Linked DNA regions of Homo sapiens: region 1 is linked to region 2. Evidence: read pairs that join two places in POLR2A ChIA-PET (ENCODE). Cell type or tissue: A673. All regions are shown on one strand. Each heading gives the region's core, and the rest is flanking DNA. Links, peaks and the distances in the headings are about the cores only. Region 1 has its middle 34 kb from the start of CGGBP1. Region 2 has its middle 240 kb from the start of HTR1F.

Region 1 (5,392 bases), core at 102-5,101, 480 kb after region 2:
AAGAAACACAAATGGCTAAAGTAATCCTAAGCAAAAAAAGAATAAAACTGGAGGTATCACACTACCTAATTTCAAATTACACTACAAAGGTATAGTAACCAAAACAGCATACTACTGGCCTAAGAACAGACATCAACCAATGGAACAGAAGAGAGAACCTAGAAACAAATCCACACACTTACAGCCAGTTCATTCTTGACATAGATGACTAGAACACACACTGGGAGAAGGACACTCTCTTTAATAAATGGCATGGGAAAACTGGACATCCTAATGCGGAAGAATGAAACTACATCCCCATCTTTCACTATATACAAAAATCAACGCAAACTGGATTAAAGATTGAAATGTAAAACCTGAAACTATGAAACTACTAGGAGAAAACATAGAGTAAATGCTGCAGAACTTTGATCTGGGCAAAGATTTTGGAGGTAAGAACTCTACAGCATAGGCAATAAAAACAAAAATAGACAAATGATATTACATGAAGCTAAAATGCTTCTGCACAGCAAAAGAAACAATTTTAAAAAGCGAACATACATCCTACAGAATGAGAGAAAATATTTGCAAACTATTCATCTGACAAGAGACTAGTAACCAGAATATATAAGGAACTCAAACAACTCAATAGCAAAAAACAAAAATCCACTTTAAAAATGGGCAAAGGATCTGAATAAACATCTCTCAAAAGAAGACATACAAATGGCCAACAGGTATACAAAAAGATGCTCAACATCAATAATTATCAGGGATGTGAAAATCAAAACCACAATTAGGTATCATCTTACCCAGTTAAAATGGCTATTACCAAAAAGACAAAAAATAATAAATACTGGCAAGGATGTAAAGAAAAAGGAAAATGTATACACTATTGGTAAGAATGTAAAATAGTACAACTAGTATGGAAAACGGTATAGAAATCCTCACAAAACTAGCAATAGGCCTACCATACAATCCAGCAATCTCACTGCTGGATATATACCACCCCCACTACCACGACAAGGAAATCAGTGTATCAAAGAGACATCTGCACTCTTGTGTTTATTGCAGCACTATTTACAATAGCCAAGATATGGAATCAACCTACATTTCCATCAACAGATGATAGGATAAAGAAAATGGGGTACATATACACAATGAACTAGTATTCAGCCATAAAAAAGAATGAAATCCTGTCATTTGCAGCAACTGGATGGAACTGGAGGTCATTTTGTTACATGAAATAAGCCAGGCACAGAAATACCAATTACCCCACATGTTCTCACTCATATGTGAGAAATAGAAAAGTTGATCCCATGGAGGTAGAAGATAATAATGGTAATTACCAGAGGCTGTAAAGGTAAGTGGGAGTAGGGGAGGAGAAAGAGAAGTTGGTTAATGTTTGAAAAAATACCATTAGATAAAAGGAATAAGTTCTAGTATTCAATAGTACAATAGGAAAATTATAGTTAAGAATAGTGTATTGTATATTTTGAAATAGCTAGAAGAACTTTAATGTTTTCAACATAAAAGAATGATAATTGTTTGAGGTATCCCAGTTACCCTGACTTGATCATTACACATTACATGCTTGTATCAAAATATCACATATACCCCATAAATTTGTGTAACTATTATATATCTATAAACATATTTTAAATGAGTAAAAACATTTATGTTTTGAACATGAATTATTCTGTCTTTATGAACTTGCTTGTAGAATTTACAAAAATATTCTGAATTATTGATGTCTAAATTCTTAAATTTTAGTGTTTTGTAAAGCATAACACACTAAAGGTAGAAAATGTTAACTCTGAGTCAGAAACCACTCACAGATTTCTTAAAGCCAAGAAAGTAAACAGGAACAATGTAATCAGTACCATCAAATCTATATCCAAGTTGTAATCTACTGTGGTAAAATTAGTCGGTTTGGTAAATTGTGAATGGATTAAAGAGATAATGGTAAGCATTTGCATTCTTGTCATACTATAAATATAAAAGGTGTCATGTCAATCCAGCAAAGGGTATTGTAAAAATAATCTATAATAAAAACATATCTATTTTTGATAGCCCCAAATCCATTTCACGGAAAGCCCTGATGGGGCCAAGAATAGGAAAAGTAGAGGATGCTGGATGATGGTGGTACAACTCCATGGCATCATGTGGAAAATTATCAGATTGCAAGTTCTCTGGGCTGGGCTTTCTACTTAAATACACAACATACACTCATTTATTCTTGTTAGTCCTGGTCCCCCGGAAGCAGACACTAAGATGTAGTCAGAAATTCAAGAGGTATAATGCACTTGTGCAAGATAAGGAGTAGGGGGAGAAAGTGTAGGCAGAGATAGCCTACAGTCCACCATGCAAGTCCGACACCTGAGAAAGAAAAGCCATAAGGAAGAAAGATAGAGGGGGAAGCGCCTCACACTGTGGTGTAGAAAATCTTTTTGGTGCAGAAAATCTCAGTGAGCCCAATGGGGAGCTCTAGTGCACAGATTCCTAACAGAGGAGTTTCAGATTAAGAGGAAATTGCCATGCCCTAATATCGCTGCTTTGTTTAGTTATCTAGCACCCCTGATGTGCTTAGTGTCTCCAGGGAGCTGACTGGAGAGAGTTGGAGGCTGTCAGCTCACTACACTCTTTGTGGCAGGCTCTCTCAAGGAAAGATCTAATACACCTCCGTGACTGTCACATTTCCTATTCAAATTATAGTGGCCCTTGAAGTTTTCTTTCCCCATAATGATAACATAGCTTTTGAATGCCAAATGTAATATATACTATCTTAGCAATATGTCATGTGGACAATTTGATCTTGCACTTACTGTGAAAGTAAATTATATACAAGAAAAGTTTCCAAGAAAATGCAACAAGACCATATACAATGCAGAAAGAATTAAAATGGCATAAGGCTTCTCAATAGCAACAGCAGAAGCAAGGGGAAAACAAATCAGTGTTTTTTAAGTGCTGAAGAAACTTTAAATTAGGATTTTATGTCTAGATAATCATTTAAATGTAAGGTAAGTTGAAGATGTTCTCAAGCATACGAAGTCTCAGAAATTTTATCACACTAAAACTAAAACCATTATTGAAAACACTTTTGGAAATAATAACACTTTTTATTTAACCACTATCAAAAATAGAAAAAAAAAACAATAAAAACAGAAAGAAATGAAAACAATGCATCAATAAGTGAAATGGGAGAGTTCTCTAACCCTCCTCACAGGACACGTGACAAGGATGTGGCTCATCTGTTTGGCCGCTGCCACTTTTCAAAGCTTTCATGGGAGGGAGAGCACATAGATGGGCAGGTGCAGGAGCCAGGGTATGTGCTTTTGGGCTTTGGCCCGACAGTGATGTCTAGGGATGTGTGCCTGTGACTCTCAAAGCCCCCATGGGTGTGCTACTGTGCTCTTTTAGCTCTGCCATCCACAGACAGCTTAAGTGTTAACCAGCTTAGTGCCCTCTTGGTACACAGGTTCTTGTCTGGCATCCAGGAAGAAAAAGGTTACACATGGACGTGAAGGATGGTGAATGCAGGGATTTTACTGGGTAATGGAGGTGGCTCTCAATGGGATGGATAGGGAGCTGGAAAGGGGATGGAGTGGGAAGGTGATCTTCCCCTGGAGTTTGGCCGTCCAGCAGCTGATCTCCCCTCTGACCATCCCCAGCAAAACTCCTCTTGATATTCAGGCACTCCTCTTCTCTCCTTCTCTGCCATGCCATTCTGCCACTCTTCTGCTCTTCTGTTTGTCTGGTTGTCTGCTCATCTGCTCATGGTGCCTGTGGTTTATAGTGTTTATGTGTACAGGATAGTGGGGGGTGGCAGGCCAAAAAACAGCTTTGGGGCACAAAAACAGGAATGCCTGTTCCCATTTAGGTCCTTGGGTTTCCAGGCTTGAGGGTGGGGCCTTTGTCAGGGAACTGTCCTCTTCCACCCAGTATTTCCCTGACCCCTGTTTGTATCATAAGGATTCTGAGATTAAACTAATAATAATGTCAATGTAGTTGAAGGATGATAGAATGGTTGGTGGGAGTTAAAAGTGGGCTAAGATACTGATCTTGGAAGGGAACATATCCATATTGTGTTAGGCTGGATTTTCCCAGAATCAGACCCTGAGCCAAGGATTTTAGTGCAAATTTTTGCATGCGTGTGGTGATCTCAAAAAGCACCAATACAGGACTGCAGAAGTGAAATAGAGAATAACAGAAAACGAATCTGAATTCAGGATACCTTAACAAGCAGGTTACCACTTGGTGAAATTGGATTAGGTCTCACTGGGCCCCTCCAGTAGATGTAGAATTTGCCTCAGAGTTGTTCCATTCAAGGGGCAAGAAAGGTGGAGATTGGCTTCTGGACGGCCAAACTCCAGGAGAAGACCAATTTCTACTCCTCATTGTTTAAAAGCTGTGCTCATGGACAGTAACTCCCTGGAGATTACAGAGGCCAAGCACCCTCCACCCAGGAAACCCTCTGACTAAGGGATGCAGGTACCTCAAGTAAAGAAGTTATTGGCATGTATGGGAAACATAATTGCATAGGGGATATGGCTGTAACTGCTCTACTGTACCCACTGTACTGCACAGATTCACTCATGCTTTGAATTAAATTCCCTCCATCTAGTCACTATTCTTCAATGTAGTGGCTAGTCACAATTTTAAAATAAAATGAAATTAAATACTAACAATAGGAGGCCAATGGGACAAACTGCAGCCTCTGCTGCTGCAGTTGGCCTGAGGCTATGACTGCTATTCATCATCTTACCTTTTTAGCAGACATTTTACATTTCACTCAACCTTGGCCAGCACTTCTAGTCTAAGTTGCTTCACTTTAATGAAACTCAGACCCACATCCCTGAGGGATCTGATCACCTTTTTGTTGTTCTCTAATCAGTTCATGGTTTCTGCAATTGCCTGTTCACTGTGATCATTAGACATAGAAGCACCTAGAGGAACCTGGTGAGTCTCCTAAATTCAAGGCATAATTCTCCTTGCTGCTATTAAGTAGTAGTAACTTTATCTCTCCACGACATTAAGGATCAATTACACCTTCTGCATAGTAATTCCGGTCTTTGTTTGCTGGCCTATTGGCCTAAGGAGCCAAAAATAGCCAGTGGCTGCCAGAGCTTCAAATTTAGTAGAACGTTACTGATCCCTTTTAGTCCAGTATAACACAAGTTTTGCAGATGAAAGCACAAACCTCCAAAGTGGTGCATTGTGAGTAATAATAAGACCCACTCCTTCTTCTATCCTTTGATTCCTGAAACCGTATGTTCTAGCTGTCACAGTGATAGGATATATAATGGCCATTGGTTCAAAATATATATCATATCCTAAAAAACAGCACTCAAAAGCCACAATGTCATCCACAAGCCTTATTGTTAAGAGGCCATTTTGTTGAAACAGACAAGAGGCA
Region 2 (5,392 bases), core at 54-5,053:
TTCCCAAAAGAAAACTTCCTCTTCCTTGGGAACTGTACTGCCATTGCAGGACTAACAAATTAGCCATAAGATTAGAAATTACAATTTAGGAGTCACAGTTGTAAAACCTGAGATCAGTGTGCTTGAGATATTTTGCTGACTCTACGTTCTGATGCACCAGCTGATACCACCAAGATTGATAAACTACCTCATCTGGTCTTGTGACCCCAACCCAGGAACTGACTCAGTGCAAGAGGACAGCCTCAACACTATAATTTCATCTTCGACTTTACCAATCAGCACACTCTACTTTCTGATCCCCTACCCACAAAACTGTCCTTAAAATCCCTGATCCCCAAATTTTCAGAGAGATTGATTTGAGTGTTAATTCCATCTCCTATCAGCCAGTAACATAAAGTTTCATCCGGCCACACACAATGGCTAGTGCCTGAAATTCTAGCTGCTCAGGAGGCCGAGGCAGGATTTCAAGACAAGCCTGGGCAGACTTTTGCATTTCTGATGACTAATGGATGGATGGTTTTACCGAGAAGTGGACTCCCCGGCCCTCCAAACTATCCTCGAAAAACCCTAGCCTCCTAATTTTTGGGGAGATTAATTTGAGTAATGATAATTCTGTCTCCCACATAGCATGACTGGCCTCATGTCAATTAATCTTTACAGCAATGCTGTGGTCTCAGTAAATTGTTTTCATCTGTGCAGGGGGCAGGAAGAACCCATCAGGTGGTTACACCTTCCTGCAATACATTTTCACCCATGAAAATTTGTTCTTCTTCCCCCTAGCAAAAATTAAAACGCAGAACATGGAACAAAACTAGGAGAAGCTCTTATCAAGTCAAAATGTGTCTTGTTATATATAATTTTTTCCCATTACAATGAGTGCAAATTTGCCAGAAGCCAACAATTTCAACCTTGTCTGCCTAAAATTTAGCTAGCAAACCTCTGCCCTATGAATGTCCTCAGCTTCTTGCTAAATACACACTTTGACTCTTTTAGAAGAATTAATTTAGTATTATTGGTAGAGAAATAAACACAAACTAATACAGCAACTAAAATGTTTGAAGGGAAAATTTACTATGTATCTAAAAAGCAACGTAAGTGAAGAATCATATTTTATTGATTGTGTTAGGACAAGTGACCACTGCTTATATAAAAATTACACTAACATGGCTTTATAATATTGTGAAATAATTTTCTTTCTTCTACTTTCCTCTGTTCCTGTATCTCACTCAAGCAAGCAGCCTATCCCTTATTTTAATGCTACAGGGAACATTTTTACGGGGCTAGTACATAGAGGTAGACTTAAGTTTGAATTTTCATACATCTTAAGCTCTTAGAAAAATTGAAAGATAAAAAAATAAAGGAAAGAAAGTGGGACTATCTGCCCTATTAAAAGATTAAAAGGAAATACTTCAAGTGGTGGAGCAGAGAGATGTTCTTATGCCAGAAGAGCAAAGGAAACCTGTGCCCTGCTGGCTGGAATCACCTTAAGGATAATTATTAGATACCTAAAAGGAAGGTTTGCATTGTGCATAGCAGATGGAAACTAAGGTAGGAGGCCTTACAGATTATTTTTATTACAGCAAAAAAATCAAAGAAATGTGCTAATACTGAAGGGGTATGCAGAAATAAATCTCACATCTATATCAAGTTGAGACCTGATGATACTGAGAATAAAATAAATCCCACCCAGTGCACTGGCATTGTATTATCCTGATAAAATTTTGCAAAGGGGTCACAGACTCAGGAAGAACTGGAGTTTTCCACTAGCCTAGAATGACAGGTCTTGGATTTAGAAATTAATTTGATTTATAGAAAAGAAAGTGATCTTTCTTGTGCACCTATGTCTGTTAATGGACATTTTTATAGTTTATATGTTGTAGAACTATCGGTGAAATATAAAATTACCAATATCTAAAGTTGCACATAGCAAATTTGTAACTGCCTAAAAACTGAAAGAAAAATCTAACATTTTGACATATTTTACTTTTGCCAGTGTTGACAAAAAGAGTCAAACTCTGTAAGATATTTGAAGAGATTTATTCTGAGCCAAATATGAGTGGCCGTGGCCCATGATACAGCCCTCAGGAGGTCCTGAGAACATGTGCCTAAGGTGGTCGGGGTGCAGCTTGGCTTTATATATTTCAGGTAGGTAGGAGACATCAACCAAATACATTTAAGAAATACACTGGTTTGCTTTAGGAATGTGGGACAACTCAAAGAGGGTGAATTCCAGGCTATAGGTAAATTTAAACATTTTCCGGGTGACAATTGGTTGAGTTTGTCTAAAATCTGGAATTGATAGAAAGGAATGTTCAGGCTAAAGATAAAGAACTGTGGAGACTACGTTTTATTGTTCAGAGGAAGCTCTTAGATAGCTGACTTTAGAGAGAGCAGGTGGTAAACTGTTTTTTATCGTACTTAAAAGGGTGCCTGGCTCTTCGTTGATTATCTCCTGGATATGGGAAGGAAGGAAGGAAGGAAGGAAGGAAGGAAGGAAGGAAGGAAGGAAGGAAGACAAAGGGGGAAGGGGATTCTCTATAGAATATGGCTTTTCCCACAAGAGACTTTGCAGGGCAATTTCGAGGCATGGCAAAGAAATATGCTTTGGGGTTAAATTTTTTTTTTCCTGTCTCATAATGTTATGCCAGAGTCAGATTGAAAACTAAGTCACAATAAATAGGGCCAATAAAACCCATCTGATGAGAATTTATGGTTTGTAGGGCATGACTCTCTAGACCCCCTAGGTAGGAATTTGGGTGAGCTAAAAAATATCAAAGCTTAGTCCTCACAAGATTGGCCCAATATTGTTGGACTTTATGAAAATAATGAACACAAAGAAAGCTTCTAGTGGCAGAAACAATAAAAAATAAAATTTGATAAGAGCAAAACTGATGAATGTCAAAAAAACAACTACACCAAAATAATTTATTTTATAAAAATAATTGTAGTAAAATTAAAATTAAGAAATAGGAAATAGTTTAACTATATAGAAAATGAAGTAAGCAACTAAATTTGCTTAATATAGCTTATTTCAAAAATATTTTTTCTGATGAAAATGCACCAATATTGTTCTAATTCTGATATTAAGATATGCATTCATTAACTCACAATAAAATATCATTAGGTTCAAAATTAAATCCATGAAGATATGATCTACAGATCCTTTAGCCTGACTTGTTTATGTCTAAATAACTAGACACTTCAAATTATTGTTCCAAAAAATAAGATGTATTACATAATAATTTTCTTTTTTACTTTTGCACACGTTTAGCAAATTATAATTGATTATTTTTACTTACCAAAAACAGGGAAAATTAGTGATAGGAGGAGAGAAAGAAAGGATGACAAAAGAAAGAAAAAGAAAGGAAAAATGAAAAGGAGGAGATGTGAGCATATTCTAACAGGCAGTTAGATTGACTGGATCATTTGAGAGTAATTTCACTGAAATTGTTTGAGTGGGAGTTAGACTGCAATTATCTGGGAGAAATGGACGTCTAGGAAGTAAAAATAAGACAGTAGCCTATTATTTCAAAAGCCTCACTCTGAAGGGCAGACATCAAACTCATAGCACAGTTTTTTATGTTAGTTTTATTGCATATATTAACTGTATATTCACCCTAGGTTTACTTTTTCATTTAGGTTTTGGCCTGATATTGTTTCCAATATTGTCAGTTCATTAGTCAGTCTTTTACAAAGACTGTTTTTTTTTTTCCCCTAAGGCTTGAAGTTGATCCGAATAAACTATCCTGCCATACTTAAAGGAGAAGTCCCTGAATATGTACATGTAAATTCTCTAAGTTTTGAGCAGACTTATCATTATCAGTTAATAAGGTTCATTTGTGCCATTGTTTGCAATTCTTTTTTTGGTTTTATTTATTTTGGTCTTACTTTGCTGGCTAGATTCTCAAAGTGTTGAATAGAAGCACTATTAGTACAGAACCCGTCATTTCTATTTTAAAGGAAAGGTCTCTGACCTTTAAATAGTATAAGTTTTGTTGTAAGTATCAAAGAAAGAAACTCTTTCTCTTTATAATTTTCAAAGTTGTCTTTTTTAAATCATGAATATTTCGTGAATTTAAACCAATATTTTTAGTGCATTTATTGAGATTATATGAATCTTTTAAATTCATTAAATTGTTTTAAATCCTTTAAAGTATTATTGTCAAATGTACAGACTTTTGATGATAAACTTTCCATGTTTCCCTAGGATACATTTAACTTGTTTACGATGCATTTTTAATACACTGCTAGATTTAGTCTTTTCTTTTGTTTCTAATTTTGTGTCTACATTTTTAAATGAGACTAGCCAATAATGTTTGTTTCTTTCTTTTATTGTGTATATCAGTTTGGGTATCAAGGTTATGCTAGCCTCATAAAATGAAATGAAGAATATTTTCTTTATTGTTTCTGTTTTCTGAAAAAGTTTTTCAATAATTTTTTTGGTGGAACTCATTGGTGAGGCAGTCTGGGCTAGGAATTTTCTCTTGGGGAAGATTTTTAACATCTGTAAAGATATGGGAAAAAAAAACTCAGTTTTTTTCACTGTATTGTCACAACACAACACAGAATACTTCTGTGACCCCAGTTATTGCAAGAGGTCGGGGACAGTTTCCCAACACATCAAGGAAGCAATGTTTTCTGCAGTGGACACCAGCTGGGTGTCCTCTAATTCAGTTAAGTTTTGTCACTATCTACCTGGAGGTAGCATCAGACCCCAGAGGTTGACAGCTCAGACCCACAGGACTGCCACCTCCTAGTTAGACACTAGTTGCAAATAGTTGAGTGTTACCTATACTTCTGACCCATGAGCTATAAATCCGGGGTCCCTCCCAAATCCCTTCTTGAGTTTGATTAATTTGTTGCTAGAATGCCTCACTAAACTCAGGGAAACAGTTACTTCTATTTACTGTTTTATTATGAAGATATTACAAAGAATACAGATAAAGAGACTGTAATCCAAAAGACCACCAAGATGGCTAAATAGTAGAAAAGAGAACTTTACTGGTGATATCAGTTTGCAAACCAATAATGGAAAGTCTCCATCAAGGACCAAAGATGCTCTCTCCAAAGAGAGGAAGAGCAGATTGGATTTTATATCTCACAGGGCCTGTATGACTCAATAACGTCATACATATTCAGAAAGTTTGGAAGAAAAGTTGCACATATTTATGAGAGGGGTAAAGCACACGCATAATGGGTAAACATATGTGTAACATACACCCCATGTTCACTTTGGGGTGGGGTTTTAGCATTAAAGGCAAATGGAAATTGGCTCTTTATACCAAAAAGTGAACTCTCGGACACAAAGATTGTTTGTGCACAGCCTATATAAGGTGGGTGAAACTGGCTTAAAGTCTGCAGTTACTTATAAGAAGAGAATGATTGTAAGGCC

What was found. Peaks named below come from ENCODE experiments on the same cell type or tissue, not always from the same donor. Only the 100,000 strongest peaks of a DNase experiment are listed, where the experiment ranks them.
Region 1: POLR2A ChIA-PET joins it to region 2 with 5 read pairs; 2 of 35 experiments call an interaction of 5 or more read pairs at or near these places.

What each region holds. Positions count from the first base shown.
Region 1 is chr3:88,022,712-88,028,103 of GRCh38, forward strand. No RefSeq gene overlaps it. Among named protein-coding and RNA genes, the nearest start is that of CGGBP1, 34 kb to the right of the region's middle. In A673, for the core only: no CTCF peak of the experiment used is centred there; a DNase peak (open chromatin) is centred at 2,590; H3K4me3 peaks cover 476 bases; H3K27ac peaks cover 1,024 bases.
Region 2 is chr3:87,545,950-87,551,341 of GRCh38, forward strand. No RefSeq gene overlaps it. Among named protein-coding and RNA genes, the nearest start is that of HTR1F, 240 kb to the right of the region's middle. In A673, for the core only: no CTCF peak of the experiment used is centred there; DNase peaks (open chromatin) are centred at 1,712, 2,542 and 3,462; H3K4me3 peaks cover 794 bases; H3K27ac peaks cover 5,000 bases.